Linked DNA regions of Mus musculus: region 2 is linked to region 1. Evidence: chromatin loops called from intact Hi-C (ENCODE). Cell type or tissue: heart. All regions are shown on one strand. Each heading gives the region's core, and the rest is flanking DNA. Links, peaks and the distances in the headings are about the cores only. Region 1 overlaps Hpn (hepsin). Region 2 overlaps Fam187b (family with sequence similarity 187, member B).

Evidence for each region. A loop is a pair of places that touch in the nucleus more often than their neighbours do. Peaks named below come from ENCODE experiments on the same cell type or tissue, not always from the same donor. Only the 100,000 strongest peaks of a DNase experiment are listed, where the experiment ranks them.
Region 2: it touches region 1 in a loop (2.3-fold over the local background); 2 of 42 quality-filtered maps call a loop at or near these places.

The regions. Positions count from the first base shown.
Region 1 is chr7:31,090,199-31,105,135 of GRCm38, reverse strand. It overlaps Hpn (hepsin), which reads left to right. Exons shown (of 14, transcript NM_001110252.2): 6 at 1,507-1,636; 7 at 1,713-1,835; 8 at 1,942-1,982; 9 at 2,210-2,375; 10 at 2,468-2,658; 11 at 5,235-5,330; 12 at 5,488-5,630; 13 at 5,757-5,921; 14 at 6,063-6,411. The coding sequence ends at 6,101. Among named protein-coding and RNA genes, the nearest start is that of Hpn, 18 kb to the left of the region's middle. In heart, for the core only: CTCF peaks have their summits at 5,347, 6,361 (motif pointing right), 7,345 (motif pointing right) and 10,168; DNase peaks (open chromatin) are centred at 5,345, 5,695, 5,905 and 7,345; H3K4me3 peaks cover 821 bases; H3K27ac peaks cover 700 bases; H3K27me3 peaks cover 444 bases.
Region 2 is chr7:30,983,839-30,998,775 of GRCm38, reverse strand. Fam187b (family with sequence similarity 187, member B) reads right to left here. Exons shown (of 2, transcript NM_001242647.2): 2 at 9,050-9,796. The coding sequence ends at 9,433. Gm42377 (a long non-coding RNA gene) reads left to right here. Exons shown (of 3, transcript XR_881943.2): 3 at 8,784-9,037. It also overlaps the pseudogene Gm18196. Among named protein-coding and RNA genes, the nearest start is that of Fam187b, 9.4 kb to the right of the region's middle. In heart, for the core only: no CTCF peak of the experiment used is centred there; no DNase peak of the experiment used is centred there.

The DNA of each region.
Region 1 (14,937 bases), core at 3,123-11,122:
ATGGCCCCTTCTGCTGAGGCACAGGACACGCTTCCGTTATTTGTCCTGCTCATTATCTGTCCTCCCTCCTGGGCTTTGCACTCCACACAAGGAGAAATGCTGTGATTTTTGTCTACAGCCTAAAATAGGAACCAGTGTGTTCAAAGCTGGTTGGTAAATAGAAAGAAATGCCCTTACAGGCTTTGCCCTGACTCAGGTGTGAACAGGGCTTCTCTGACTTTATGGGGACAAATGGAGGACCAGGGAGCATTGGTTATCCACACAGACTGCCCCAGCCATCCTCAGACAGAACCACTCCTGCAAGTTAGCCTTCTGATACAACCCAGTCCTACATTTTGCCCCCTCTCTCCCTCTTTTCCCCCTCTCTCCCTCCCTTTTTTTCTCTCCCTCCATTCCATTCTTCTCTCCTGAGACATAACGCAGCCTTGATTGACCTCATTCTCATGAGCCTCCTACCTCAGTCTCCTGAGTGCTGGGATGCTCTCACACCTGACTCTTGTCAGTTTCTTTATGATGTATTGGCTGGGTGACTTTTGTTTTGATTTTTGAAACAGGGTAGCCTTGACTGGCTTTGAATTAGAAACGAATCCCACTCTGGCCTCAAACCTTCAGTACCTTTTCTGCCTTAGCCTCCCAAGTGTTGGGACAGTAGAAGCCACCCCACCTAGCTAAGGTGACTCTGGAATCTAGAGTCACTGTTTAACTCCATCTCGCAGGTTTTGCTTTGGTGACAGAAGAGCCTGGGTTCTCCTCGTTTCCTCCTCTTCCTCCTCTCCATTATTATCATTATCATCATCATCATCATTAATCGAGACAGGGTTTCTCTTTGTAGCTCTGGCAGTTCTGGAACTCGTTCTGTAGACCAGGCTAGTCTTGAACTCACAGAGATCTTGCCTCCACCTCCTGAGGGATGGAATTAAAGGCATGCACACCACCATCGCCAGGTTAAAATGTGTAGCCCAGGAGACTCGAAACTCATGATTCTCCCGCCAATGCCTCCTTTGGCAAATTCTAGGCACATGTGCCGAGACAACACACCCTCCTCCTCTTTTGATAGGGAGCTTGAACTGTTCTTGAACTCAAGATTCTGTTTTCGTCCTCTAAGCGCTAGGATTACGTACTTCTTTTCTGCCATGCCCCTTCTAACCTTTCGTTTCTCTGTGTCATATTTATTTAAACGTTTTAGTGACCTGGTGAAATAGCTAAGGGTTTCTGACCCCCGCCCTTCCCCAAGTGGTTCCCCAAGCCTGACTGCACCCAGATAGGATCTCTGGACTTGATCAGCCACAGTGAATACCCTGCGCAGACTCCCTCTCCCAAGTCAGATGAAGTCAAGATCCTGCAACTCCGCTATCTCAGTCGGGGAGAGATACGCACTAGTATAATCCAACCTAGTAGTGGCTGCAGATACCACCTATGGGTCATGAAGGGTGCAAGACGAGAGCCCTCAGGGCCTCAGGCAGCCAGGGAAACTGGTGACCCAGGCCCGGTTTTGTCACCTTGCAGTGCAGCTCAGTCCAGGGGACTCACGGCTTGCGGTGTTTGACAAGACGGAGGGAACGTGGAGGCTACTGTGCTCCTCACGCTCCAATGCCAGGGTGGCAGGGCTCGGCTGTGAGGAGATGGGCTTTCTCAGGTACCCGGGTGGCCCTTGGGGGTAGGGAAGGGGATGGAATCGGGCCAGAGGTGGCTCTGACCCGAGCCCCGCGCAGGGCTCTGGCGCACTCGGAGCTGGATGTGCGCACTGCGGGCGCCAACGGCACATCGGGCTTCTTTTGCGTGGACGAGGGCGGACTGCCTCTGGCTCAGAGGTTGCTGGATGTCATCTCTGTATGGTAAGCAGGGCGGCTGCGGGTGGTAATGGCAGGTCTCCAAATATCATTCTAACTGGTCCCCTGATTTATCTTTCTGTCGCCACCCCTCTCCTGTGTCTTCTCATAGTGACTGTCCTAGAGGCCGATTCCTGACTGCCACCTGCCAAGGTGAGAGCGTGGGGGTTGGACGCAGTGGGCGCTGGGGAGGGCACAGATCTTTCTCTACATGCAGCCCAAGACTGGAGTTCTGGGACTCCAGGGTGGAGTGTGTCCCCACAAACATGTCATGTCCCTTTGAACAACCCCAAGGTTGGGGGAGAGCCTTGTTCCCACAAACTGCTGGAGTAGGGTGGTGTCTCCTCCCATTCTAAATCTTCCTTGTCACCTCTCCACAGACTGTGGCCGCAGGAAGCTGCCGGTGGACCGCATTGTGGGGGGCCAGGACAGCAGTCTGGGAAGGTGGCCGTGGCAGGTCAGCCTGCGTTATGATGGGACCCACCTCTGTGGGGGGTCCCTGCTGTCTGGGGACTGGGTGCTGACTGCTGCACATTGCTTTCCAGAGTGAGTGTTTTCTCACAGTGCCACCTGGGGTAGGGCAGGAGAGAGGTCTGCAGAGGCTGAGCCCAGGGACTTGTTCCTTCTGTCCCCGGCAGGCGGAACCGGGTCCTGTCTCGGTGGCGAGTATTTGCTGGTGCTGTAGCCCGGACCTCACCCCATGCTGTGCAACTGGGGGTTCAGGCTGTGATCTATCATGGGGGCTACCTTCCCTTTCGAGACCCTACTATCGACGAAAACAGCAATGACATTGCCTTGGTCCACCTCTCTAGCTCCCTGCCTCTCACAGGTAAGCCTGGAGGTCTAGCCTCAGCTTAAGGACTCCAGAGACTTAGGGATCAAAGAAGGGGCCTGTGAAGCAAAGTAGATCCATCTTCAGGTTTCCCTGACGATGGCGATAACAGACCCACCATTAGGGAGCACAAACTGGATATTAGCCATGGATGCCAGATAGCACGGCTGACAGTCACACACAACCATCTGAACCTTCCTAAAGGAGTCAGTCAGTCACTGTGTGATCCAGCGATTCCTTTCCTATACGCAAGAGAAGAAATACAGACGATCATGTGGAAAACCAGTGCTCAGATGCTCTTCATAGAACATTTAGTCATGGTAACCTGGGCATGAAGCCTGGAATCCCAGCACTCAGGGGCGAGGAAGAGGCAGGAGGAACGGGTTCAAGGCTAGCCTTGACCACATAGTGAGTTTGAGGATAACCTAGGCTACACAAGATACTCTAAGTAAATAAATGAGAGGAGTGAGGAGGAGTGGAGATGTTGCAAACAGGTAAAGAATCTGAGGTTTCTTCTGGGGAGACAGAATGTTCTGCAGTAGAACACAGTGACGGTCGTGCCAATCTGGGAACATGCCAAAGCCATGAATTCACGCATACGCTTTAACATGGAGAATTAGAAGATATGCGAGTTACAGCTGTGTAAAGCTGCAGTTATATACCTCAGGAAGGCTAAACCCCTCCAAAACCGTGCAGAGGAGAGGCTGTATGTAAAGATGTCTTAGTGGTTAGCAGCACTTGCTGTCCTTACAAAGGACCCTCATTCATTTCTAACACCCACATCAAGCCACTCACAACTGTCTCCGGGGAATCCAACCCTCCTTTCTGGACTTCACAGGCAGGCACACGCATATGCATACACACACACACACACATACACACACACACACACACACACACACACACACACACACGTGAATAAAAATAAATGTTAAATATGGAGGGGCTGGAGAGATGACTCAGTGGTTATGGGCATTAGCTGCTCTTCCAAAGGACCCAAGTTCAGTCCCTAACACCCATGTGGCAGCTCACAACGGTCTGTAACTCAGTTCCAGAGGATCCAGTTCCTCACACAAGCATACATGTAGGTAAAACATCAATTAATACACATGAAATAAAGATAATTAATTTTTTTTAAAAAGGAGCCCGGTGTGGCACATGCCTTTCATTGTGGCACTGAGAGAGGTTGAGTCAGAAAGACTCTGAGGCCAGCCTGGGCTGTGTTGAAAGACCCTTTTCACAAAATACCCACAATAAATAACTGCATCAATAATAGCAAAATACCCACAATAAATAACTGCATCAATAATAGCAAGCACACACGATCAGCGGTGTGCTGAGCTTACATGTGTGTTGCATGAAACCATTTTGGTCAAAGAGAATTTATACGACTGTGGTCCCTATGAGACAAGATGGCCTTGTGACATCAGAATCTTAATTTGCATGAAGGACACTCTTAGGATCTTCACGCAATGATGACTCATCTGAGGACACGTTTCTCAGAGCGTCTGCTCGTTGCTAAGTGACTGTGCGCTTTCGTCGGCCTTGGTGTGTCCCGTGTCTGGACTCACCTTGTCCTCCCACAGTCCTCAGGGTGGCCTCTCTCGCTGATTATTCTCAGTACTCCCTCAAGTGCTTCCTGCTTTCAATGCAGCATCTGCTTCTCACCACGGTTTCTGCGAGGAAATTATGTTGTGTGTACGCTTGGTTTTCTTTTGATGCTGGGGACCAACCCCAGGACCTTGTGTACTGTGGACAAGCACTCCGATACTGGGCTATAACCTCAGCTTGCAGCATGATTATTGTTTTGCACTGGGGTTGTATGGAGGGTAAGGTGACATTTTCCATCAGGGAGACAGTTCCATCAGTGAGGGGCTGCCAGGATTGTTTGCTATGCACTGCTCAATGACAGTCCATCTCAGTGGAGGCCTGTGTGTTTATTGTTATTTTTAATATAATGATTTTATATTTAATATAATTAATTTATTTTATGTGCATTAGTGTTTTGCTTGCATGTATATCTGTGTGAGGGGGTCTGATCCTGGAGTTATAGATAGCTATGAGCTGTCACATGGGTGCTAAGAATTAAACCTGGGTCATCTGAAAGAACAGCCAGTGCTCTTAACTGGCTGAGCCATCTCTCCAGCCCACCATGTGTTTATTATTGCAGTTTTCTGATAGGTGGAAATCAAGGGTCTCAAGAGCAGGGTGTGCTTTCCATTTTCCTGCCTCTGGGCTGGAGAAAGCCTCATGACCATGGTTAAGAGCCCAAACTTGGGGAATTAAACTAACTTAGGTTCCAGTTCTGATTATGCTATTGTGTCTATGAAACTTTGGACAGAAGACATGGCCTCTTGTCCCTCCTAATGCAAAGGTCAATCCCAGTTCTCTAGGATGACTGGGGGTGAAAGAAAAAGATTTGGGGAAGAGGTGTATACATTGGAAGATGAAGGTTCCATCCTGGTAGTGATAGGATGTGCTGGGGTTGTGTGGACGGTGAGGTGGCTGGATAGCTGTGTCCCATGAAGAACAGACTGGCTAGTGGGAACCGAACTGTATGCTCTCTCTCACAGAATACATCCAGCCAGTGTGTCTCCCTGCTGCGGGACAGGCCCTGGTGGATGGCAAGGTCTGTACTGTGACCGGCTGGGGTAACACACAGTTCTATGGTGAGTTCCAAGCAATACCAGCCAACACCACTAGGAGGGGCTGAATCTGCTCTGGGGGAGGTTCGGTGGACCTCAAAGAGACCCCCAGGCCATGGAGTGGGAACCAGGAGAAAGGGCTTGTTTCCTAATTCTGGTCACCTTACCCATGTCCCCTTAGGCCAACAGGCTATGGTGCTCCAAGAGGCCCGGGTTCCCATCATAAGCAACGAAGTTTGCAACAGCCCCGACTTCTACGGGAATCAGATCAAGCCCAAGATGTTCTGTGCTGGCTATCCTGAGGGTGGCATTGATGCGTGCCAGGTGAGGGACACAGTGGGCAGTCCCCAGGCCTGACACTGTAGAGAAGGAGCTAGGGTAATGGGATCAGGGGCTCCCCACTGGAGTCATGGAGGTCTCTAGTCAGGTGTCCCATCCCCCCATCACCAGGGCGACAGTGGAGGCCCCTTTGTGTGTGAAGACAGCATCTCTGGGACATCAAGGTGGCGGCTATGTGGCATTGTAAGCTGGGGTACGGGCTGTGCTTTGGCCCGGAAGCCAGGAGTGTACACCAAAGTCACTGACTTCCGGGAGTGGATCTTCAAGGCCATAAAGGTGTGTTGCTATGGCGGGGGACTGTCTGGGACCCTAATAAGGAAAAGTAAGAGGGTACTCTGGAGAACAGGTGGATTCCCATAGGCTTCTGGGGATGGGACAAGCGTCTGAGACCTTGGAAGCCTGTGGCTCTTTCCCTAGACTCACTCCGAAGCCAGTGGCATGGTGACTCAGCCCTGATCCCGCCTCATCTCGCTGCTCCGTGCTGCACTAGCATCCAGAGTCAGAGTTGGTCTGGTGGCTCCAGCCCCACGTGGTAGGCTCCACACTGGGCCTCACATGGAATGGTTTCCTGCTCAGATCCAGTCCACGGGTCCAAGGATGCTGGATCCAAGGACTTCTCTTCCACAGTGGCCGGCCCACTCAATCCCAGGGCCATTGGCCTCACCCTCCCACCCCATGTAAATATTACTCTGTCCTCTGGGGGGCGCTCTAGGGAGCCCCTTGTGCAGATGCTCTTTAAATAATAAAGGTGGTTTTGATTAATGGGTCTCTGCGTCTACAAACGGAAGCAGCGGTGTGGACATTTTGAGAGTAGCAGAGAGGACTGAGGGCCTAACACAAATCAAAAAGGGATTGTGACCCTCCCAGTCCCTACCCGTTTGAGAAAACATTTAAGCCGATCCTGGTGGCTGACTCCTGTAGTTCCAACACTTGGGAGGATCTTCACGAGTGAAAAGCTATCCTGAGCTACGTAGTGAGTTCCAGGCAGGCCAGTCTTGGCTGCAGAGTGAGACCCTATCTCAAAAAATAAAAGGAAGGTGGAGGGGGGTGCTAAAATGCCCGAAAGAATCTGACTTTAGGATTGCTCAACCCAACAACTCTCAAATTTCCTTCACTCTGCTAGCTTTCTGCAGACTTTCCCACAACCAGAAGAAACTCGTCCCATTTCTACATAAGTGAGGGTATGTGCAGTGGATCAAGTTCATGATGCCAGTGCGTGCGTGCGTGCGTGTGTGTGTGTGTGTGTGTGTGTGTGTGTGTGTGTGCGCGCGCGCGCGCGTGTGCGTGTGCACTCCTTTTATGAGAACACAAGAGCGGAGGGCGGGGGGGGGGGGAAGCCTGGGGAGACCCAGCTCTGGGTCAGAATTGAGTCGTGTGAACTTGTTGCATTTCCCTGTACCCAAAGTGGTGCCTGGGGCTGGGGGCTGGGGACGCGGGCTGGGCCTTCAGGATCCACATGAGCTGTGTGTGGAAGACTCTTCATAAGAAAATGAGGCGCTGTTTCCAGAGAAAGTGGACGTCAATGTTCGAGGGACAATAAATATGTCTGCTTATGGGCAACAGAAAACAAAACCTTGTGGGGCAGAGAGGGGTGAGTGGCAAGCCTTGTAAGTGCAGCTTGAAGGGCCGTCCCCTCAGAGACCCACCCCTTCCTGCTCTTCCCCTGCCTGCATCTGCAGACCTCTGTAGCAGTGTAGATGGCCACCAGAGGGAGCTGCAGCCCTGGCGCTTGAGAACTTAAGGCTCTTCCCAGACAGGCTGAAAAAGGCCGGCTCAGCGGGACAAAACACTCAACCTATGCCACTTCTCAAAATTTTAAACATTTCTAAATTTATTTTTGCTGGTTTTTTTTTCTTCTTCTTGTTTTGAGGGGGGGGGCTTTTCTTTTTCTTTTTCTTTTTTTTTTCTTTCTTTTTTTTTGGGGGGGGGGGGACAGAGTCTCACTATGTAGCCCTGGCTTTCCTGGAACTCACTGTGAAGATCAAGTTTCCTTTGAACTCACAGACATCCATTTGATTTAGGATTAAGGGCTTTGTCACCCGCATTCAGCCTTTTGGGGGGATTTGGTGGGTAGGAACCCTAACTGGTCTGGAACTCTATGTCACCCAGGCTGGCCTTCAGTGTGTGACAAACCAGCCTCAGGTTTGCCAGTGTGGGTTCCCAGCCTTACCACTGCCAGCTTAAGATCTTAACTGATAAATGTTAGAATACCACACAGCCTGTTAGCCGCAAACAGAAATATCTTCAAAAACACCCTGGAGGGACTCACAGTCCATTTGTCTGGGAAACATTCTAGCCATGAGCACCTGATCCCCCACAGCCTTAGTAAGGTCGATCTTCAACACTGTATTGCCTGCAAAGAGCCCCCCAGTCCTGCATGTCACTCACAGAACACCAATCCGCCACTGCCCCTCAGGGTTTTCCAACATTGTCTCGTCTGTGGCATTTTGGCGGGTCAATCAAATGTTGGCTTGCCAAAAATGCACAAGACTCCCCTAGCATGCTCAAAGTCCTGGGTTTGAATCCGAGCAACACACACACACAACTGTATACAGAGTTGGAGGGAGGCGACCATAAATGTCCCCTTCGTAATTGTCAGCTGAAAAAAGACACCATTCCTGTGCATGGTGCCCTGTGAAGGGTTTGAACAGATTTGTTTTGGAGGAAGGAGAATGCTTGTGCAGAGGGGACAAATGGAGAGGGCATGGCATGGCCCTGAGAGGTGGGAGAGGATTGTGGCCCTCCCTATTCTAAGGGATCTGGTAGAAATTTAGGCATGTATTAATTTATTTTCCATTGCTACAGTGAGACACCCAAGGGTGAATACTTTATTCAGAAATGGGGTATACAAGCTTGGGGGGATTGATCAGTGGTAAGAGTCCTTGGTGTTCTTCCAAAGGACCTGAGTTCAGTTCCCAGTACTCAGACTGAGAACTCCTGTTAACTCCAGCTCTGGGGGATACAGCGCCCTCTTCTGGTTCCAGGAGCACATGCACTCATGTACACACACACACACAAACACACACACACAGAATTAAGAAAACAAATTTTAAGAGGTGTAAGCAGGACAGGATGCAGCACTCAGGGTATTGAAGTAGAAGGATCAGGAGTTTGAGGCAAGCCTGGGATACATAGAACCTATCCCAAAACAGAGAGGGGAGAGAAGACTGTCTTCCGCAGCACAGTAGGCTGGAATTCCAATAGCAATGAAGCCCATGAACACCCACAGTGACCAGTAATGCTTCAGAGGGGCCTGTGGGGAAAAGATCACAGGAGTAGACTGCACTCAGCAGGGGCTAGTTCTGCCCTTTCTGGAATAAGCATTCTCTTGGGCCCCATCAGAATATATTGATTCCACTTCTGCTGGCTAGTGCTATGTCAACTCCACACAGGTTAGGGTCATTTGGGATGTGGGAACCTCAACTGAGAAAATGCCCTTATCAGACTAACCTGTGGAGAAGTCTGCAGCTCATTTCCTGGATTGATAATTGATATGGGAAGGCCTGGACCACTGTAGGCCATACCCATCCCTAGACAGGTCGTCCTGGGTGGTATAAGAACGAAGCTTGGGCAAGCCATGAAGAGCAAGCCAGTAAGCAACATTGCTCTGCTTCAGGGGCCTCAGCTTCAGTCCCTGTGTTCAGGTTCCTGTCCTGACTCCCTCGGGGATGGAGTATGAGCTGAGTGTTGTAAGATGAAGTAACCCTTTACTCCCCAAGTTGCTTTTGGACATGGTACAAATAGGAACTACTGCAGCAATAGGAACCCTAAGACACCTTTCTCCCAAACCCTTGCTCTGGGCTCTGCCTTTTTGTTTGCTTGTTTGTTTTTGTTTCTTCAAGACATGATCTCACTGGGTAGCCTTGGCTGTCCTGGAACTCACTCTTTAGATCAGGCTGGCCTTGAACTCACAGAGCTCTACCTGCCTCTGCCTCCCAAGGGCTGAGATTAATTGTTTGGGTTTTTTTAAAGATATATTTATTTTATGTATGTTAGTACACTGTAGCTGTCTTTAGACACACCAGAAGAGGGCGTCAGATCCCATTATAGATGGTTGTGGTTGCTCAGGACCTCTGGAAGAGCAGTCATTGCTCTTAGTCACTGAGCTATCTCGCCAGCCCCAAATGCTAGGATTAAATGTGTATGCCACCAGCTGGAAAAGAAGCTGCTGGCTGTCAGTTGCCATAAGTCAGCTGTCCTGGCACAGCTCTGACACTTGCTGTGTCCCCAGCAGCTCAGCCCTCACAAAGAAGCAGGCAGACTCCCTGGTTTGCCAGGAGAGATGGAGCCTAGCTGACAGAGCAGAACCAGGGGCTTCTTGGATGTAGCCCCTGCCTCTGAGAATGACACCTAGGGACTGAGCAGGGACAGCATCCAACACTCACCTCGCCGGGCCTCCCAGCTCAGGCTTCCTGAAGTGAAGCCACATCACATCTCACCCCATCGGGCCAACAATGCCAAAGCTATACACAGCCAGGTGAAAAGGCTGAAGAAGTTGATGATGCAGGCTCACGGTGGCGCTGTGTCTTAAAGGTTCTAACCCTGGTGACCAAACTTCCAAGGGACCACAAAGGGGCGCACTGGGGCGGTGGGGGGGGGGGGGCGGTAAACCGCAGAGGAACACCAGGCCCAGTCCTGTGTGGCAAGAGACTGGGTCTTCACTCTGGGTCTTCACTTCCCCCAGCGCTTTTACTCTCCAGTGCTTCAAAAGACCCCAGTGGGCTCACCTGACAGGAGAGGGGTTCCCTGTCTTGCCTTCTCCGCCTCCAGGATTTTTTTTCTTTACTCCTTTGTTTGCATTGTTTAGAAAACAGACAATTCAGGGTCCCATGTAGCAGAGGCTAGCTCAAATTCTCTATGTAGCTGAGGATGGCCTTGGCTCTTTTTCTGCCCGTCTCAGCCTCCTGAGGGCTGGAGTGACAGACATAAACCCACCCTGCCCTTTCTGTCAGACAGAATCCCTCTGCTTTTGTGAGTTGCTTTTCTCACTGCTGTGACAAAATCCCTGCTATAATTTACGGGAAGGTTTATTCTGGTTCATGGTTTTGGGGTGGAAGATACAGTCTGTCATCATGGGAAGGCATAGTTGGTTGGGACAGCCAATCACGGTGGTGGGAGCCTAAACCCAAAACTCTTCATATCTTGCAAGATCAGGATGCACACAGACAAGCAAACTGGAAGCAGAACCCAGCACCGGCATCACCCCCAGTGGTGTCTTCTCCAGCCACTTCCTCACGAAACGTCCTACAGCCTCTGAGAACAGCGTCACCAACTAGGGACCCCGTATCCAGACACAGGAGACTGTGGAGGACATGTGGGATTCAAACCTTGACTGTAACTCAGGCTGACCTAGAATTTACTACCCTTTTGCCTGGGTTTCTGGGATTACAGACCTGCGCCTCCACACACAGCTGGAACAGTGGGCTCGGAGCAGCGTGATTGTTAGAATCCACCCAGTCAAGCAGAGAGTAATGTGTAGTTTCTTTCTCTCCCTAGCTCTTTCTCAAGTGCAGAGGCTGCCATGATTAGGGAGGGATGTGACGGCCATTAATTTTACATTCAGAAGTAATTGCTGGGAAGGTTCAAATAGTGCGGGTGTGTAGGGAGACGGATTTTTGGTTTCTGCATAAAACGTGGTGTTATTGCAATAATGCGAGTTAATCAAGGAGCTGCTATGCTGCCCTGTGCCAAACAAAACGCCCAAACCTAGCAGGGAGTAATAACCCTCCGATCAGGCTCACTGGATGAGTGGCACAGAAGGTTGGACAGGGATAGCTGTGTCTGCTCCGTGATGCTCTGCCCTTGGTTAGCAACAAAAAGGACTTGATAAGTAGGGACTGTAGAGGCTTCCTGACCCGTGATCTGTGTCTAGGCTGGAGGGCTGGCCTCCATTGGGATGACTGACTCTTCTGAGTAGCTTGTGCCCCTCTCCCATCATGACTGCCTCAGGACATTTGCACTTCTTAAAAGGTAGCCCAGAAGCCGGGCATGGTGGGGCACACCTTTCATCCCAGCACTTGGGAGGCAGAGGCAAGCGGATTTCTGAGTTTGAGGCCAGTCTGGTCTACAGAGTGAGTTCCTGGACAACCAGGGCTACACAGAGAAACCCTGTCTCGAAAAAAAAAAGTTAGCCCAGGGCTCCCAAGTATTTCGGAAGTCTTTGCCTTTGACATTGCAGCCCTGCCTTTGCTTTTCAGCCGCCAGTCTACCTGAATTCTAAAGATAGGGACATAGATCCCACCTTTCAGTGGAGAAGACGTCAAAAAGTTAGGGGCCGTTGTTTTAGAACACCCACTGGATCCAGTTGGCAGCTGACAGAGCCAAGAGATAGTCTCTTTAAAGGTCCAGCCTGAGAGAACTGCCTGATGTGACCCAAAAATGGTTTGACAGGAGAAACAGTTGTCATGTGTGATGGTTTGTATATGCTCTGCCCAGGGAGTGGCACTATTAGATAGTGTGGCCCTGTTGGGGTAGGTATGGCCTTGCTGGAGGAGGTGTGTCACTGTGGGCATGAGCTTTAAGACCCTTATCCTAGCTGCCTGGAAGCCAGCATTCTATCAGCAGCCTTCAGATGAAGATGTAGAACTCTCAGCTCCTTCTGTACCATGCCTGCCTGGATGCTGTCATGTTCCTGCCTTGATGATAATGGACTGAAGTTCTGAACTTGTAATCCAGCCCCAATTAAATGCTGTCCTTATAAGAGTCATGGTGCCTGTTCACAGCAGTAAAACCCTAACTAAGACATCACACAAGTGTGAAGTCCTCAGTTCAAGCCCCAGAACACAGCTGACAAGCTGGGCACAGCAGTGTGCAGTTGTAACCTCAGGGCTGAGGAAGCAGAGAGGGGGATCTTTAGGGATCACTTCCAGACAGTCGGTGTGTTCCTGGTTCAACAAGAGACCCTGTCTCAAAAAGTATGGTGAAGGTCGACAGAGGAAAACATAAGCACGCATGCTTATGTGAAGATCTGCCTTTTAAAGTTATAAGTAACAAAATTGTGGCCATAGTAAATTCTCAATTGCATCTATTTAATTATAAATGTTGTGTGTGGAATGAGTCGCCTGTGCCCAAGGTGTGTGTATGGAGGTCAGAGGACAGCTTTCAGTATCCCAGCTCCCTCCTTCTGTCACATGGGTTGTTGGGACTGAACTGGGCTGTCAGGTTTGACAGCAGAGGCCTTTACCAGCTGAGCCATCTCACCGGTACTTCCAGATAACTCTCTCCTGTGCCTCTTGGTCCCCCCCTGTAACTGTTTCAAATGCTGGAGGACAAGTGTGTGTCATAGCACCCTGTTCCCATTGTCCTCTGCAGATGCATGCCCAGTGCCTGACCCTGGGCAGCCTGCAGCCATGTACCCCTCCATCTGTAACAGCAACGACTCCTGCTCTGTTCTATGCATAGGCGTCAGACCTGTTTCAGGATCCTGGGTGACTTGGAGTGTATCAGGTACCTCTGTGGGCACCAAAGCACCCCAGATTATGGGGGAGCCAGAAGGCTGTTATTGGCATATTCGGGGGGAACAAAGTATCCTAGACAACTCTGATCTGAGTCAACTCAAAGGAGCTTCAACAGCCGGATAAAGGAGTGGCAACTTGGGCACGCTGGGGTTCTGGGTAGCTGAAACATCTTCATAGGGGTCTTAGGTGCTGGGTGACCACTCTACCTTACAACCTGAGGGGTGGACTCTGGGAGGGTCAGGGTGGGACAGAGGTGACTGGTGTACACAGGGGCCTGGGAAGCTCCCATGAACTGCTATTCCCACCCAGTCTGGCTGCTACTGGTCTGGATGTGGACAGGAGAGGTAGAAGAAGGAGGAAGGAAAGAGACAGTATGTCTGGGGCTTGCTCACTAGGTAGCACTATCACAGGCACCCAGGACCCAGAAAGAGGTCAGATCCCTACACACAGGACAGTGCAGGAGTCCAGCTGTTGTTACAGACAGAGAAACTGGGGTGTCCTATACCGTTTACATCACTGAGGCCATGGGGATCCTGCTCTCAGGTTCAAGCACACTCAGCAGATCCAGAGGGTGGTTCCATGGTTGTCTCAATCCATTCAAGTTGGCAATGAAGGTGAACTACCACTGTCAAATGCAAGGCTCTGGGTTTAATTCCCAATACTGGAACAAAACAAGGACCCATGAGATGGCTCAGCAGGTAGGGGGGCTTGCTGCCAAGACTGATGCCCTGGGTTTTATCCCAGGCTCACACTATGGAAGGAGAGAGCCAACTTTCTGTAAGACATTTTCTGACCTCCATATATGCACCACGACACACATACACACACATGCACACTGGGGGCGTGGCACAGTGGTAGAGTCCCTGCCTAGAATCCCCAAGTGAGGGCCTGGGGGCGTGGCTCAGTGGTAGAATGCTTGCCTAACATGTGTCTTAGTTTAATCCTTAGTGTCTCTGTTTCTCTATTTCTCTGTCTCTCTCTGTCTCTCTGTCTCTCTGTCTCTCTCTCTCTCACACACACACACACACACAATGTAATAAAATTTAAAATAATTTTAAAAGATTAGGCATCGTAGTGGATATGTGGCAATGGTTGGTGAGGGTCATCGAACCCTCAGAGACCCTCCCCTAAGCTGTCAGTCACCCTCACCCCTGCCCTGCTGCTGCTGATGTTAGAGAAGAGGTAGAAATACACGCTGTGGGGCTGCCCTGGTGTCCTTCTGGGTTGATGTTAGCCAGCCCTAGAAAGCCTGACAGCCCCAGAACTTAGTTATTTGTCTACCTTGTGGTAAGACACTAGGACCAAAGCAACTTATGAAAAAAAATGTTTAATCCATGACCCACAGTTCCAGGTTAGAGTTCTTGACCATCATGGTGGGAAGCGTGGCAGCGGGCAGGTAGGCAGGCAGGCATGGCACTGGAGCAGAAGGTGAGAGCTTACATCCTGATCCAAAAGTAGGAAGCAGAGAGAGCTAACTGGAAAAGGCATGGTGTGTTTTTCTTTTCTTTTTTGAGATTTATTTTATTTTTATGTGGTGTGTGTGTGTGTGTGTGTGTGTGTGTGTGTGTGTGTGTGTGTGTGCATATGAGTGCAGTGCCTAAAATGGTCAAAAGAGGGCATTGGATCCATTGGAGTTAAAGTTGCAGGCAGTCATTCACCGCCCAACTTGGGTGTTGGGAACAAATTCTGGTTCTTTGCAAAAAGCAATGCATGCTCTTAACTGCGGAGTTATCTTTCCAGCCCCTTCCTTTCCTTTGAGTCTCACTGCATGGCATAAGCATGCGCCATCACAATTGGGGGGGGGGTGGCAAGATACTAGGGATGAGATCTGAGAC
Region 2 (14,937 bases), core at 2,531-10,530, 110 kb after region 1:
AGCCTTCATTAAGCAAGGCTGTGATGAGGGACTCATTTTAGGAAAGATTCCTGCTATTAATATGCTTGTCCTGTTATTATTAAACATATATAACAATCACTAAGTACTAGCACACCCCTTTGGCACAGAACTCTGCAGATCCACAAAGATGTACTATCTTGTAATGATGCTATATAGTCAAATTAGATGACTTAAGTCTGTGTTTGTTTGTTTGTTTGTTTGTTTTCTCTGTGTAGCCCTGGCTGTCCTGGAACTCACTCTGTAGACCAGGCTGGCCTCAAACTCAGAAATCCACTTGCCTCTGCCTCCCAAGTGCTGGGATTAAAGGTGTGCACCACCACGCCCAGCTGATGACTTAAGTCTTGATGATGATCCTTAAGAATTGCTAAAATTATATCTGTGGTTATTAAGCTCTTTCATTTATGGGACTGCTATTAGGTCCCTTTCTGATAGTCAAAGCTGCAAGGAGAACTCAGTCTCCCAAGCGTCACCAGTTAATTGCTCTTAGAGAGTAACCAGACTTTCTCCTACTCAGAGCATATTCCAAGAGGTAACCAGAGGTCACAAAAAGGGAACTAACGATTTATTATAGGTGCTAGGGCAGAAGATAAAATATTGACTGGGTTTATCTATATAAAACTTCACTAATCACTTAGTTCTGGTTTTAACCCTTCAGTGAACCTGTGGAGCTGAGACAGGTGATGGATGTTTAGCCAGATAATTACTCCTAATGGATATGCATGTAAACATTCGCCATTGTAAACTTCTATTTCAATTTATGATTTGATTTTTTTGTGTGAATTTGTGATGAACTTTGTAACATATGTGTGATGGCCTGAGTTTGAATCCCAGCACCCATGTTAAAAAGCTGGATTAGGCTGCCCGTGCCTGTAGTCCCAGCATAGAGGACAGAGACTGGTGGGTCCTGAAACCTCACCTGCCAGCCAATGAGGCTGAAACAATCTGGTTCCACCATCGATCCTGCCTCAAGGCAGTATGGAGGAAGAATGATAGAGAAAAACCCCAAATTCTGCTCTGGCCTCTGCATACGTGCAGAAGGTTGTGCACACCCACATACTCACAATTTATGACATCATCCACGGATGAATCCACTCATCAGCTCAGGCCCTCATGACCCAGTCACCTCCCTTGGGTTGCATCTGAAAGCTGGAGACCAGGCCTTCTTGGAGACACTTCAGGTCTAATGCAAACTATCAGCTGAGCCCAGCCTGTAACAAGTCAGCCTGCACCACAATGGGGAAGCACTTTCCTACTATTTGAAGGGGATAAATTTGGGCCGGACTCTTACATGGTAGTGGGTAATTATTACATCTGGCTCATTCCAGTGTTGTCAGATGTTAGAAATATCATCTGATGCCAGGTGGTGGTGCACACCTGTAATCCCAGCACCTGGGAGACAGAGGCAGGGGAATTTCTGTGAGTTTGAGGCCAGCCTGGTCTACAAATCAGGTGTCAGAACAGCCAGGGCTGTTACACAAAGAAACCTGTCTCAAAAAGAATTTTTTAAAAAAAGTTAAAACACATACACCCCCTCTAATGGTTTCTTTTCAAAGGTGTCTGTAGCCAATTTAGGTCCAGCTCCTAGCAATGGAAACATTAGACTGCTGCCAGCACCTCCTAGTTTGGCTATTTCCCACCATCCAAACTTTACTGAGTAACACCCCTCTCCCCTTACCTCCCTATCCCCCCCCAATACAAACTAGAAGTTGAGAATAGAAAAAAAGGGGGGGGCAGGTGGTGGTGGTGCATACCTTTAATCTCAGCACTTGGGAGGCAGAAGCAGCAGATCTCTGTAAATCTGAGGCCATTCTGGTCTACAAAGTGAGTTCCAGGACAGCCAAGGCGACACAAAGAAACCCTGTTTTGGGGGGGAAAAGTCTTGCCTACAAGGTCATGTTTCTGATAAATGTTAAAATAAACACGGAACTGGAAATTTTCTCAACAGCTAAGAGTAGGCATTGCACTTGCAGAGATCCTGAGTTTGTTTCCCAGCACCCACATAGAGTTGCTTACAACTGCCTGTAATTCCATTTCCAGGGGAGTAGATGCCCTCTTCTGGCCTCTGGGGGCACTGCAAGTATGTGGTGCACATAAATTCCTGAAGCTACACATACACGTACACATAAAAATAGACAAATCTTTACAATAAAATAGTGGGGCTGGAGAGACAGCTCAGTGACTAAGAATACTGGCTGCTCTTGCAGAAGACCTGGGTTCAATTCCCAGCACCCACATGACAGCTCCCAACCACCTCTAATTCCAGTCCCAGGAGAGCCAGTGTCCTCAGCTAGCTTGTTTGAGCACTGCATGCACGTGGTGCACAGACATGCATTCATATACATGAACGAAAATAAAATAGAGTGCAGTTGGCACACACTCTCAATCCAGCACAGGGGAGGCACAGGCAGGTGGAGCTTTGTGAATTTAGGGCTAGCCTGATCTACATATTAAGTTCTGGGTCTCCTAGGGCTACATAGTAAGATCCTGTCTCAGGAAATAGAATAAGGAATCTCAAAAGAAAGTTTAAAAACAAAATAACCATGAGGCTGGGAAGAAAGCTGAGAAATTGCAAGCCCACACTGCCAAGGACCTGAGTTCAGTTCCCAGAACTCAAGCTGGGTTGCTTACAACCACCTGTAGCTCCTGCACCAGAGGGATCCAATAGCTCTGGTGTCTGCAGGCACCTGCACTCAAGTGCACACACGTAGGCTTAGATTTTTCAAAATCTACTTTAATAACAGTTCTCAAATGTTTCAACTCCCCCTACCTCCTAGCCCTCCATCCAAACAAAGGTAGGGGAGAAACGATGGTAAATAGGACAAGGGGATGTGGACCTGTTTAGAAGTAGTTCTTTGGGGCGATTCTAATCTCTGTTCATCACAATACCAGCAGTCCAGTTCAGCAGTGTCAGGATACCAAACACAAATCAGCACAATCCAGCAGAAACAGCCAGGCCTCTGCTGAATCAGCAGGACTGACCAGAACCAGCCAAGATGCCAGGAGAAGTTCCCCACTGTGCTTCTCTCAAGGAAGTGAAGATCAACGAAGACCAACAAAGAGCCGCATAGCTCAGGCGCCATGCAAGTGCGCCATCACTGTCTGTTGAGTCCTATTTATGCTCTCTCTAGACATCACATGTCTTCCCTCTGGGCTAGCCTCAGCAAAACACCATGTGTACTGGCTAGTTTTGTGTCAACTTGACACAGCTGGAGTTATCACAGAGAAAGGAGCTTCAGTTAAGGAAATGCCTCCATGAGATCCAACTGTAAGGCATTTTCTCAATTAGTGATCAAGGGGGAAAGGCCCCTTGTGGGTGGACCATCTCTGGGCTGGTAGTCTTGGTTCTATAAGAGAGCAGGCTGAGCAAGCCAGGGGAAGCAAGCCAGTAAAGAACATCCTTCCATGGCCTTTGCATCAGCTCCTGCTTTCTGATCTGTTTTTCAGTCCTGACTTCCTTTGGTGATGAACAGCAGTATGGAAGTGTAAGCGGAATAAACCCTTTCCTCCCCAACTTGCTTCTTGGTCATGATGTTTGTGCAGGAATAGAAACCCTGACTAAGACACCATGTGAGTCTGCATCACATGACACAACCAGAAACTTCCATTTCACCTACACAGACATATACACACACACACATAAAAATAATAAAAAATAAATATTTAAAATCACAGTAAACAGGACGTAAAGTGAAGCCACGCATAGATTTTTGTTGAGAGAAAAGAAAACTGTAGGCTACAGAGGGACAGGAAGCTCTCGTTGGTGATGCATAGGATTCCCCTGGCTACTCCAAATGGGGAGCAAGGACCCTGTGTTAGGGCTTATTACCTGTTCTCTGTGCTCAGTCATCATACATGCCATTGTAGGCTGATGCCTTACACCTTCCAAAATCCTGAACTTTAGTCCCAGGCCCCACCCTGGAGACGCTGTGTTAGGTTGCACTGAGTCCCCGCTCCCCACCTCATATGGCCTCGAAACTTTTAATTTTCTTGGATGTCTGCCACCACATTTGGACAAGTCTGGGTTGCCCTGCTAGAAAGACCACATGAAAACTCAGCGAATGGCATTCAGCTCCCAGATGAGGACACCCTGCCAAGCTCAGGGAGAGCCAGCCTATGAGGGCTAACTTACCAACTTGATTGGATAAAAACCTCTTAGGAGATTAGTGGGCCCACCTCTGAGTGTGTCCGTGAGGATATTTCCAGGGACAGACTGTGAAAGGTCTAATCGATGGAGAGATTCAGCATTTAAAAGGAGGGAGCAAGAGAGATGGCTCAGTGGTTAAGAGTGCTGGTTCACCTTCTGGCTCAGCCACCCACACTGGACAGCTCACAACCACTTGTAAGTCCAGTTGTGGAGGATTGGGCACCCTCTTCCAGCCTCCTCTGGCACCTGCACGCACATGACATACATTCAAAGGCGTACACACACTTTAAGAATTAATAGACTCTTGGGAGGTAGTGTGTGGGGCCAGCGGAACCGTGTCACCAGACAGAAAATCTGGGAAAGTCAAGCAGATTAAGAAACCCTGGCAATTCTCATAATTGAGAACAGCAGGTGGTTGAATCTCCTCCAAACCAGATTCCTGCTGAAGCACATGATCGAGACACCCCACTAAGAGGTCCTTGGCAACTGGTCACATAGCAGAGAGCCCAGAGTTCTCCATCCCAAAGAGGTATGTAGATTGGCCCTGAGGGTTTGGCCTATAAGCTTCTCTTCCCAGACATCCCTTCCTCTGGTCCACCCTGAATAAGTCATATGCATCCATTTTCCACCATGAATAAACAGTTTGGTCAAGCAAGGACTGTCTCTCTCATCACGAGAACCACCTTGGGGGCGGGAGCCGCTGTTACCTAGCCTATCCTCAATGACCTAGGCTCCTGGCACTCACCCTGTGCTAAGCCAAATTCTCGCCTCACCCCCACTCATCTCAGGCCTGTGGGCCTGTTCTCAACTCCTCGTGGTTCCCAGGCGCCTGCCCCCCCCCCACCCCCACCCCCGTCTTAGGCTGCATTCTGCCTCCCAAGCAGTGTTGGCCTGCCATGAGCTGGTGCCCCAATTGCGGGGAGGAAGGACATTTTGTCCCCCACAAGCAGTGTCTCAGCACCGCAGTGACCAGACCAGGCAGAACACAGACCCCCAGTAGTGTGACTGTTGACATTGGTGCTTGGTTAGAGGAAATGAACAATGGGAGTGGGGGGTGCTTGAGGGGTGGGTGTACCCTCCCTGTTCTGCTTTACTTCCTGGCTGGCAGGAGGGTTACAGATTTCCTGTGGTACCCTTCTGTCATAATCTCTCTGCCGTGCTATTTGTCCTCACAGCAATGGGGCCAACAAGCCATGGAACCTCCGAAGTCAGTAGCCAAAATAAACGAGATAGCTTGTAAATTCTCTCAGGTATTTGTCTCCATGACAGAAAAATAGAAAATCTACCCAGAGCTGCTGATCAGAGAAGTGTGCACATTCCCAGAGGGCTGTCCCAATGACTTGCAAATGTGTAAAGTGTATTTTTATTATTATTTGAAATCTCAGAGGTGTGTTTGACTTTGCAGCCGCAACTGATACATGGCCCATTTACCCATAGGAAAAGGAATTCACCTTTCTGGGTCTCCACTTCCTCCCTAGACTCTCACTGTATGCTTATTGGGTCCCTATGTTCCAGCTCTTTCAAAAGTTGGGCATACCATAGGGAAATAACAAATTTCTGACCTAGAACTCTGTTTAGCTAATTAGTGAAAAAAAAAACATTAATTTTATGAAAGTAGTAAGTTTTGGAAGGAACATGTATCAGTCAGGATGAACCAGGCTGTGCTGTGGTAACAAACATCTCCCATGTCTTAGTGGCTTACAATCACACCAGGTTACTTCCTGGGGGCCACATCTGTTGTGGGTTGGCTGCAATTCTGGTGGATGGTTAGCCTTTATCTCCAGCACGGGGGGGGGGGGCTCTGCAGAGAGCAAGAGAACCCTGGGTTCCTGTCCCCTCTCTCATTCTCTCTCTCTCTCTCTCTCTCTCTCTCCCTCCCTCCCTCTCTCTTAGTCTGAAAGTGTCTCATGTTAACCCTTCTGTACCTAAGGAGATCAGAAATCACCTTATCCTATGCTGAGGATGTAGAGACAGGAATTACGGGAGCTTCCCCAACTGTTCTAAAATTATCTATGTCCTGGGAAGACTCCATGGTGTTGACAGAACTCATTTCTTGCTGTCTGTATAGCTGAGAGATCAGGCTAATTGCTGGCCATCAACTAGAGGCCATTGTGAAGTCCCAGAGGCCATTTACAGAAGTCCCTATGGTCCCTAGCTCTGCAGTTCCTTGTCACACAGTTGATGAGGGAGTTGGCCTTCTTACTGTGACAAAATGCCTGCCTGAGATTATCAGCTTATCAGGAGAGAAGGTTTATTTGTGACTAACAGTTCCAAAGGCCTGGGTGCAGGGTTGGCTGCTTCAAAGGCACGTGACACAGGAAGTTGCTTACTTCCTAGCAGCTGAGAAGCAAAATGATGGAAAAGCACCAACAGCCCTTCAAAGACGCAATCCGTTCCCCTCTAAAGGTTCCGTTTCCCAGTGGCGGCACAGGCTGGGTACCAGGCTTGGCCAGGTGACTCTATGGGGGGCATGGATTGAAATCACAGCAGCTGTGCATGGCATCAAGCCATCAGACACTCTGCAAAAGTCTGAGACGGAATTATGTGCTGCCACCTCATTGTGACAATGACGGCCCAACACCTTTGTCGGAAAGTCAGAAGCAAGGGGCCCAGAAAGACAGTTCAGCCGTTATGCACACTAGCTGCTCTTCCAGAGGATATAGGTTTGATTCCTAGTACCCACATGGCAGCTCACAACCATCTATACTATAGATGTGCAGACATACATGCAGATAAAACATGTATAAAATAATGCATAGTATAGTTAAAAGATACAGCCCATCATGTTGGGAAAGGCACAGGGACAGCAGCATGTGGCAGCTGGTCACATTGCATCTGCAGTCGGGAAGCAGAGAGGAATGACCACTGGCACTCTGATTGCTTTCCCCTTTTATGGTCTGGAAACTCGGCCCCTGGAGTGGCAGCTATCCACAGTTAGAGTTAGGTTTTACCAGAAATCCCTTTGCAGACTCAACACAGAGGTACGTCTCCTAGGTGATTCTAAACCCATCAAGTTGACAGCCAATCTCAGCCATCATGTCTAGTCCACACTTAAAGCCCCACACAGAGATGTGGGCACCAAGAGGTGGAAAGTCACAGGTCCCATTGGGGTGCTAAGAGCTTCCACTTTGGTTAGGAACCTTCAGGGCTGTGTAGACAGGCCACTAACTCAATGAAGAGGCTTCAGTTGGTTGTCACTTATCCTTCTCAGGCTACCACAGTGGGGGCTACTGCAGGTAGAGGATACCTAGGGGTAGATAGAGGTTCCTGCTGGGGAGGGTGCTGGTGTGTGTGTGTGTGTGTGTGTGTGTGTGTGTGTGTACAGGTGAGTGTGCAGGTGTGTGTACAGGTGTGTGTGTATACAGGTGTGTATGTACAGGTGTATGTACAGGTGTATGTGTATAGGTATGTGTTCCCATGTGTATAGGGCAGTGTCCCTCCCTCCCTCTCTCCCTTCCTCCTTCCCTCCCTCTCCCCTTTCCCTCCCCCTCCCCCTCTCCCCTATCTTATTCCTTTGAGACATGCTCTCTCACTGAACCCAGAGTTTGGCAGCCAAAACCCCATACCCTCCTGTATAACCTGAGCCCCAGTTCTGAGGTTATAGGTACACAATGGACACACCTACCTTCCTTTTTTTTTTTTTTAACATAGAACCAAACCAAGTCTTCATGATCTTACCCATTGAGCCATCTCCGCAGCCCCTGAGGTCTCTTGAATAACCCATCTATTAACCGCCCTTTCCCCAAGCTCACTGTATGACCCCAGGCCTTAATGTACCTTCTGTGCCTTAATGTTCCCAGCTATAAAACAAAAGGCGGCTGATAGTAACAGCTGACTAGTGGTGGCTTGCGGGGACACGATGTTTATGGAAAAGTTTATGTTTTGGCACATGAAGAGGACCAAAAATATTGACTATTTTTATCATTGTTATTCTCAGCTTCTGCTTCCCCAGCCAGTCCCAACAGACTCTTGGGAACCTTCTCTCATTCTGCAAGAACCTTTGAGTCTGGTGTGTCATGTGAAGCCTTTGGTGTGTGGTGCACAGAGGGAGCTTAACCCTGATTTCCTGGGCCTACATTTGGCCCTGGGAGCCCTTCCTGTGTGCCCTGTCAAGACTTCACCATGTGAATGTAGGGCAGTGAGTCTTAAGAGGCATTAATATTTCATGTCTTGCTCTTGGGTTCTGCTAAACCGTGCGTGTAGTTTCTGGGAACAGCCAAACCCAGCCGTTCCTGCTGTTCAGCTGAGCAGGGCCCAGCATCTTGTCCCAGAGCAACAATGAAGGTTCTTCCCTCCCAAGAATATGCAACAATAGCATGTGTCTAAGCTAAGGGGATGTGTGTGTGTGTGTGTGTGTGTGTGTGTGTGTGTGTGTGTGTGTGTGTGACAGCGGCTATGTCTGTGATGTAAGAGGAAGGTGCCCTGGGGGCCAAGCAGGGAAAAGCACTAGGGATCCATTGCAGACCAAGATGGGGAAGAGGTGGGGCTGGGAGATGCCCATCTGTGTCCTCCATCTTGTCCCTGGAAGAGAGGGCTGAGTGATGAGGACACAATATGCAACAGAGACACCTGTTGTGATGTTATCAATATCCCTTTCCAGCTGGCATGTTCTTTTTAGGAGGAGGAAGGAAGACCCAGACTCAGGAAGCTTGGACCCCCTCCCTGTGGCTGCACAAACAGCGACCATTCTCTGGGGAAGAGCAGACTCTTCGATGGAGCTGTCTACAAGTTGTACAGAAAGTCTAAGAAAGCAGTTTTCATGTATGACATCACCTATGCTGGACCTTTGGGTGATGCAACTACTTTAGAGTCACCCTTGCTCATATAAGCACCCCTCATTCTCCTGTAAGGAACTCCAATAAAGTCACTACTTCACCAAACCAGTTTCATGTAGTCATTTCTTTAGTCTGTCATTAGTGTCTGATCTGGGAAGAACAGATGGTTGTTCACAGCTGCCCAGAGAAAGTCACACCACACACCCTGAGAAGGTTCCCTCCTTCCCTTTCTCCTTCTAAGGAACCCGAGAATTCCAAATCTCCAATCACTAGACAGACTTCCCTCAGTTTTCCTATCTGTACAATGGGGGTGATCAATAGGTAAGCCGAGCAGGGCACAGAACAAAGAGTGAAGTGGCCACTAGATCTTAATCCAGGTCTTTGTTGGCTCACACACCTCCAGTGGCTCATGTGGTGCCACTTATGGATGGCTAGAGCTAAGGATGGGACAGTGGAGAGATACCAGGTCCTCTTGGCTACAGAAGGCTCAGTTTATTTCACCAGGAGGACCTGACTCCTCTTCTTGCCGCAGACAGGACGGAAAACCACCTTACAGAGAAGCCCTCCAACGGCCAGTACAGAGATACTCAGCACCATCAACTTCAATCTCCTAAGAACGGAGTCTGCCTTGTCTGGCTGGATTCTGGGCTGCCAAGGGTTCTGGGCTTTGGATTGTCTCTCAGTGGGGTTGAACTGGGCTATGAGCTCCTGCTCCACAAAACATCTGTAAGTGGCAGGCTGGAAGACCTTCAGGTGCTGGCCACCACTGTGCAGGTCCATGATGGTGCTGACCGTCTGGCCAGAGAGCTGGTCCTGCCATGTCAGAGGGCTGTTGTCAGCTTCCCAGTGGACAGGCCTGCATGGGAGGAACATAGGGTCAAAGTTCAGGGTCCTGGAGAGAACAGCTTCATGTTCCCTCTACGGAACACTATAGAAGTTACCATGGGTGCTCAGGAAGTATGGCCTGGGAAGCGTCTACCTCTGACTGGCTGGGTGGCCTGAGCCAAGGACACTAGTTTCTTGAGTAGCCCTCCTAAACATCACAATTTGTTCACAAGGCCCATCCAAACTCTATGCATTTCCCAGAATCTCAGAATGAAACCTTATTTCGAAACTGGGTTATTGTCAATGTGTTGCAATGACATCATATTGGGGGGTAGACTGGCCTTGAGGTCCAATATGCCCAGTGACTTTTTAGAGCCAAGGCAGATAAAGACTTCCAGGATGAAAGCCAAGAAAAGATGGAAGAGAGATGAGCAATGAAGCCTCCAGCCCAGGAACATCAAAGAGCCTCTGGTTCTCACAGAAGCTAGAAAAAAAAAAAATCAGGAATGGATGCTACTCAGCATCTGAGAGTGTGAGCAGTAGCTACTCCCCCAGTGCAATCCCTGAGACAGCTTGCTTCTGACTTCCAGGCTCCAAAGTGGGGAGAAAATACAATTATTCATTATTGTTGTTGTTATATCATTATTTGGTTTTGAGACAAGGTCTTATTATGTGGCCTTGGCTAGCCTGGAACTCACAGGGATCCACCTGCCTCTGCCTCGCAGTGCTGGGATTAAAGGCATGCACCCCCAAGCCCAGCCAAGTTTTATTATCTTAAGCTGCAGTACTTTGTGCTAGTAAATGAATACAACTCAGGGTCAGTCCTATTTCTCATTGTGGGGCCAACATATCTGAGAAAACAAATTAAGGAAGCCAGGAAGCAGAGAAGAATGGGAAGGCGGTAGAGACAAGTCTGTCTCTCTCAGGCACACCCTACTGACCTACTTCCCCCAGCTTAGTCCCCACTTTTTCTACCATCTCTCAATAGTGCCATTCAATTATGACTCCATCAAGGAATTAGTCTCAGAACCCAATAACTTCTCTAAAAACCTGTCAGTTGGTAACCAAACCCTTAACACATGGGCTCTTGGCAAGGGGAACCCTTAATATCTGAACAATAACAATTCACATTTGCTCTTCACCAGTTCATGCTCACCTTAAAGCCAAGAGTGTTCATTTAATCCATACCCAAGAGTCCCCAACAGTTAAGTGTGTTCATGGATGTGTGCATGCAATTGTGCACGTACATACATACGTGTGCATACATGAATGTGAGGCCAAGGGACCATGTCTGGTATCTTCCTCAGTCTACTTTTATTTTCTTTTAGGGCTTCATTCATTCATTCATTCATTCATTATTTTTATGTGTATGAGTGTTTTGTCTCCGTCTATGTGTATGCACCACATATGTGCCTGGTTTCCACAGATTCCTGGGTCTTTAGATCCTCTGGAGCTGGAGTTATAGACAGTTTTGAGTAGCCACGTGGGTGCTGGGAACTGAGCCTGGGTCTTATGCAAAAGTACCAAGTGCTCTTAACTGGTGGGCCATCACTTGTGTCATGTCTGTGTACACGTGTGCAGAGTGCAGGTGGCCAAAGAGCAAGGTCCCTCTGGAGCTGGAGTTACAGGTACTGGTGAGCCACCAGACATGAAGAGTCAAACTCAGAGCTGATAGAACAGTAATCATTCTTTACCACTGAGCCCATTCCTCCAGATCCTCAACCTTTATTTCCTGAGATAAGGTCTCCAAAACTCTGCCAGGTTGGCTAGCCAATGAGCTTCAAAGATCCACCTATCTCTATCCCACCCCCTTCCAGAGCCATTGTTACAGATGTCTGCCCTCAGGCCTGGTGAGTGTTGTATGGGACAAGTATGGGGCGGATCTCAAACCCCCATAACCTGTCCTGCAGGCATGTTATGGATAGACGTGGCCCTAATATGGATCTTTCAGACAGCAAAGCTGAAGGCAAAGGAGCCAACAGAGGCCAATCCGTGGCTGTAAGTGTAGCAGCAGCCACAGGGGCAAAAGAAAAACTTACTCTGCTGAGACTCCCCTCCCCAATATAACTGACAGCCAGAGGCAGGAGCAGGCAACCCAAGGGTGTCATCACTGGAACACTGATAATTTTCCACACCTCTGTAGAGACCAAGACCAGAGCAGACCAGAGCAGACCTGACTTGAAACTTTCAGCAATTTTTGCTAGGTCCAGGGTTCTTCATTCTCTAACCAAGTCTGACAACTCTACCCTGATTAGTCCTATTCCCACCTTAGTTGCATAGGCACACTCAGCCAATTGAGACCTACCTAGCTGGTGCCCTGGGGCCTCTCAAAATCAGCCTCTCTGCAGTTTTACCAACAGCATGGCTACAGGAGTCAACAGAGGACAGAGAGAGGGAAAACTGTCTCTCCAAGACTCCTAGGAGCACATGAGCTCACTTCAAGACTCTGGTAGTAGCTGCAGACAGAGGGGCTATTGCCTGCCTCTGCTTCCAAGACGCCCAGACTCCTTTGGGCTACAGAACTGAATTCGTGCCTGCAGTGGCTTCCCATCCTCCAAGATCCACTACTGAGGCCAGCAGTGCAGTGCTTTGAGAGCTGCTGCTACAGAGACCTGCAAGTGCTCTAAACCTCCTATAGGCTCCTCTGACCTTGCTGGCTGTTTCTCTGTCTATATTCTGACACTGACAGATAACACCACAGTTAGAATCAATTATTCTTGAACCACAAACTCCATACACCCATGTCTTCCTTCTGCTTTGGTCTCTCTATCCTGGACCTCTGTTTTACTCCAAGCACCTTCCACCAGACCACCAGATCCTTGGGAATCCCTAGGGCCCAGAGAAGTTAGCCATACTTGTGTGAGCAATCCAGCTTTCTGTGGCTTTAGGATTTGAGCTCCACAGTGTGTGTGTGTGTGTGTGTGTGTGTGTGTGTGTGTGTGTGTGTGCACGCGCGCGTGTGTGTCCAACACTGGAGGTTGTGATGCTATTTCTCAACCTTTGCATTATGGAGCCATCACACACTCAGAGATCCTCTGGCACTGGCTACCGTGGCTCAGATCAGTGGTTTTGTGGAGTTTAGATCACCTCTATCTTCCAATTGCCTCGGGTGGGGGGGGGGGCGTGGTATGTAAAGCCTGAAATTACCTGTGCAGGCACAACTTTCCTGGAAAATGACTCTCCACAGTTACTGCCTTGTGTGTGGTCACACTGATGGGACTTGTTTTGGTCTCTTATGTCAGCATTGTTAAGGGTGTGCTGAGGGGAGGACCCATAGAGGACATGGGGAAGGCCTTCGGGACTTGTGGGTATCACCTCATTGCTGGGCTTTTATTCTTTAAGGCTACATATCTGTCTACACTCACCCTCGAAACGAGTTCACAGGGAGTCACGGGAAACCCTTCCTCCTGGCTCTATCCTGTAGTGATGCCCTCACTCGGTCCTCTAATCGATACCTTGAGGAGTCAAAGTCCAGTGGGTGATAAAAAGGTTGGTGGCCAAAGACTCAAGTTAAGCAGAAAGAACACCTGATGCACATCAAGGTCTTGGGGGGCGGGGGTTGATGCTTTTAGGCCTTATCTCATTATTATGGTTTCGATCAGCCTGAAGAGACGGCTCAGTATGTAAGAACACTGGCTGTTCTTCCAGAGAACCTGGGTCTGGTTCCCAAATCCACATGGCAGCTCACAGGCATCTGTAACTTCAGTTCTAAGGGATCCAATGCCCTATCTGTCCTTTTTAGGCAGCACACACACACACACACACACACACACACACGGCACACATGCATACATGCAGACAAAATACTCATACATATCAGATTTAAAAAAAAAATCACTATGGCCTAAGAGTTTGCTGCATTTCAGCGGTATCTATTCTTGCTCTCCAAAGAAGGAGGTGTCAAAGTTGGAGAGATGGTTCAGTGGTTAAGAACACTGGGTGCTCTTTCAGAGGACTGAGATTAGGTTCCCAGCACCCTCATGGCAGTTTAAAACCATCCATAACTCCAGTTCCAGGAGACTTGACACTCTTCTGGCTCCCAAGGGCGACACACACACATACACACACACACACACACACACACACACACACACACACACACACACTGAACATACATAGATGCAGGCAAAACAACATATAAAAACAATACGTCTTTAAAAAAAAAAAAAAAAACACCAGAAGTGTTTTCTGGGATTACATTAACTTGGGCCTTCTTCTGACCATTCTCATATACAAAGGAAGTGTGACCACTGATACACAGGAAGGATCAATCTGCGAGAGAGAGGAGCTGAGTCTCTTGTGCATCCTTCATCAGTCCAAAGTAGGTTTCAATCCCCCTCCTTTTTGAGAAAGGGTCTCACTATGTAGCCCCAGCTGGCCTAGAACTGGCTATGTAGATCAGGATAACCTCAGACTGAGAGATCTGCCTGGCTCTGTATCCCAAGTGCTGGGACTAGACACATATACCATCATACTGACTCAGCTTGCAGTCCCTTCTGATCAGCCTCTTTGGTATAACACTGTACTCTGACATAGTATACACACACACATACACACAAAATGTTGCTACTAATTCTGAATATTTAAATATCACACAATACATTAATAAACAACAAAAACGTTTCTCTTTGTCACCTAGGACATATTTTAACATTTTATAGTTTGAGTGAGATTGTTTTTCTTTGTGTTGACCACAATGACTTTATTTGTTCTAAGAAAATGCTTAATATATCCTTAGCATTTTTTTCCTTTTCATGTGTACGTGTGTGGTGTTTGTGTGTCTGTAGGTAAGTACTCACCTGTGTGCAGGTGCATGTGTGTATGTGTTTGTGTGTGTGTGCCCAAAATTGATGTCGGAAATCTTTCTCAATTTTTCTCCTGCTTTGTTCATTGAAGCAAGGTCTCCCAGTAGAACCCAGAATTCATCGATATGAGAACTTTCTCTAGCCAGGATAACTAGGCTACTCTTCTCCAAGTACTCCCTGTCTCCACTTTCAAAGGCTTAAAGAACAGGCCAGCCACCACACCACCCGACATTTGTGTGGGTTCCGAGGATTTGAACTCCTTACAGATTGCACAGAAGATGATTTAACTGTTGAGATATCTCCCCACCTCCAGTTTTGGCCAGATAAAAAATGTAAAACATTAGTCTTATGAGATATGAACTCATGA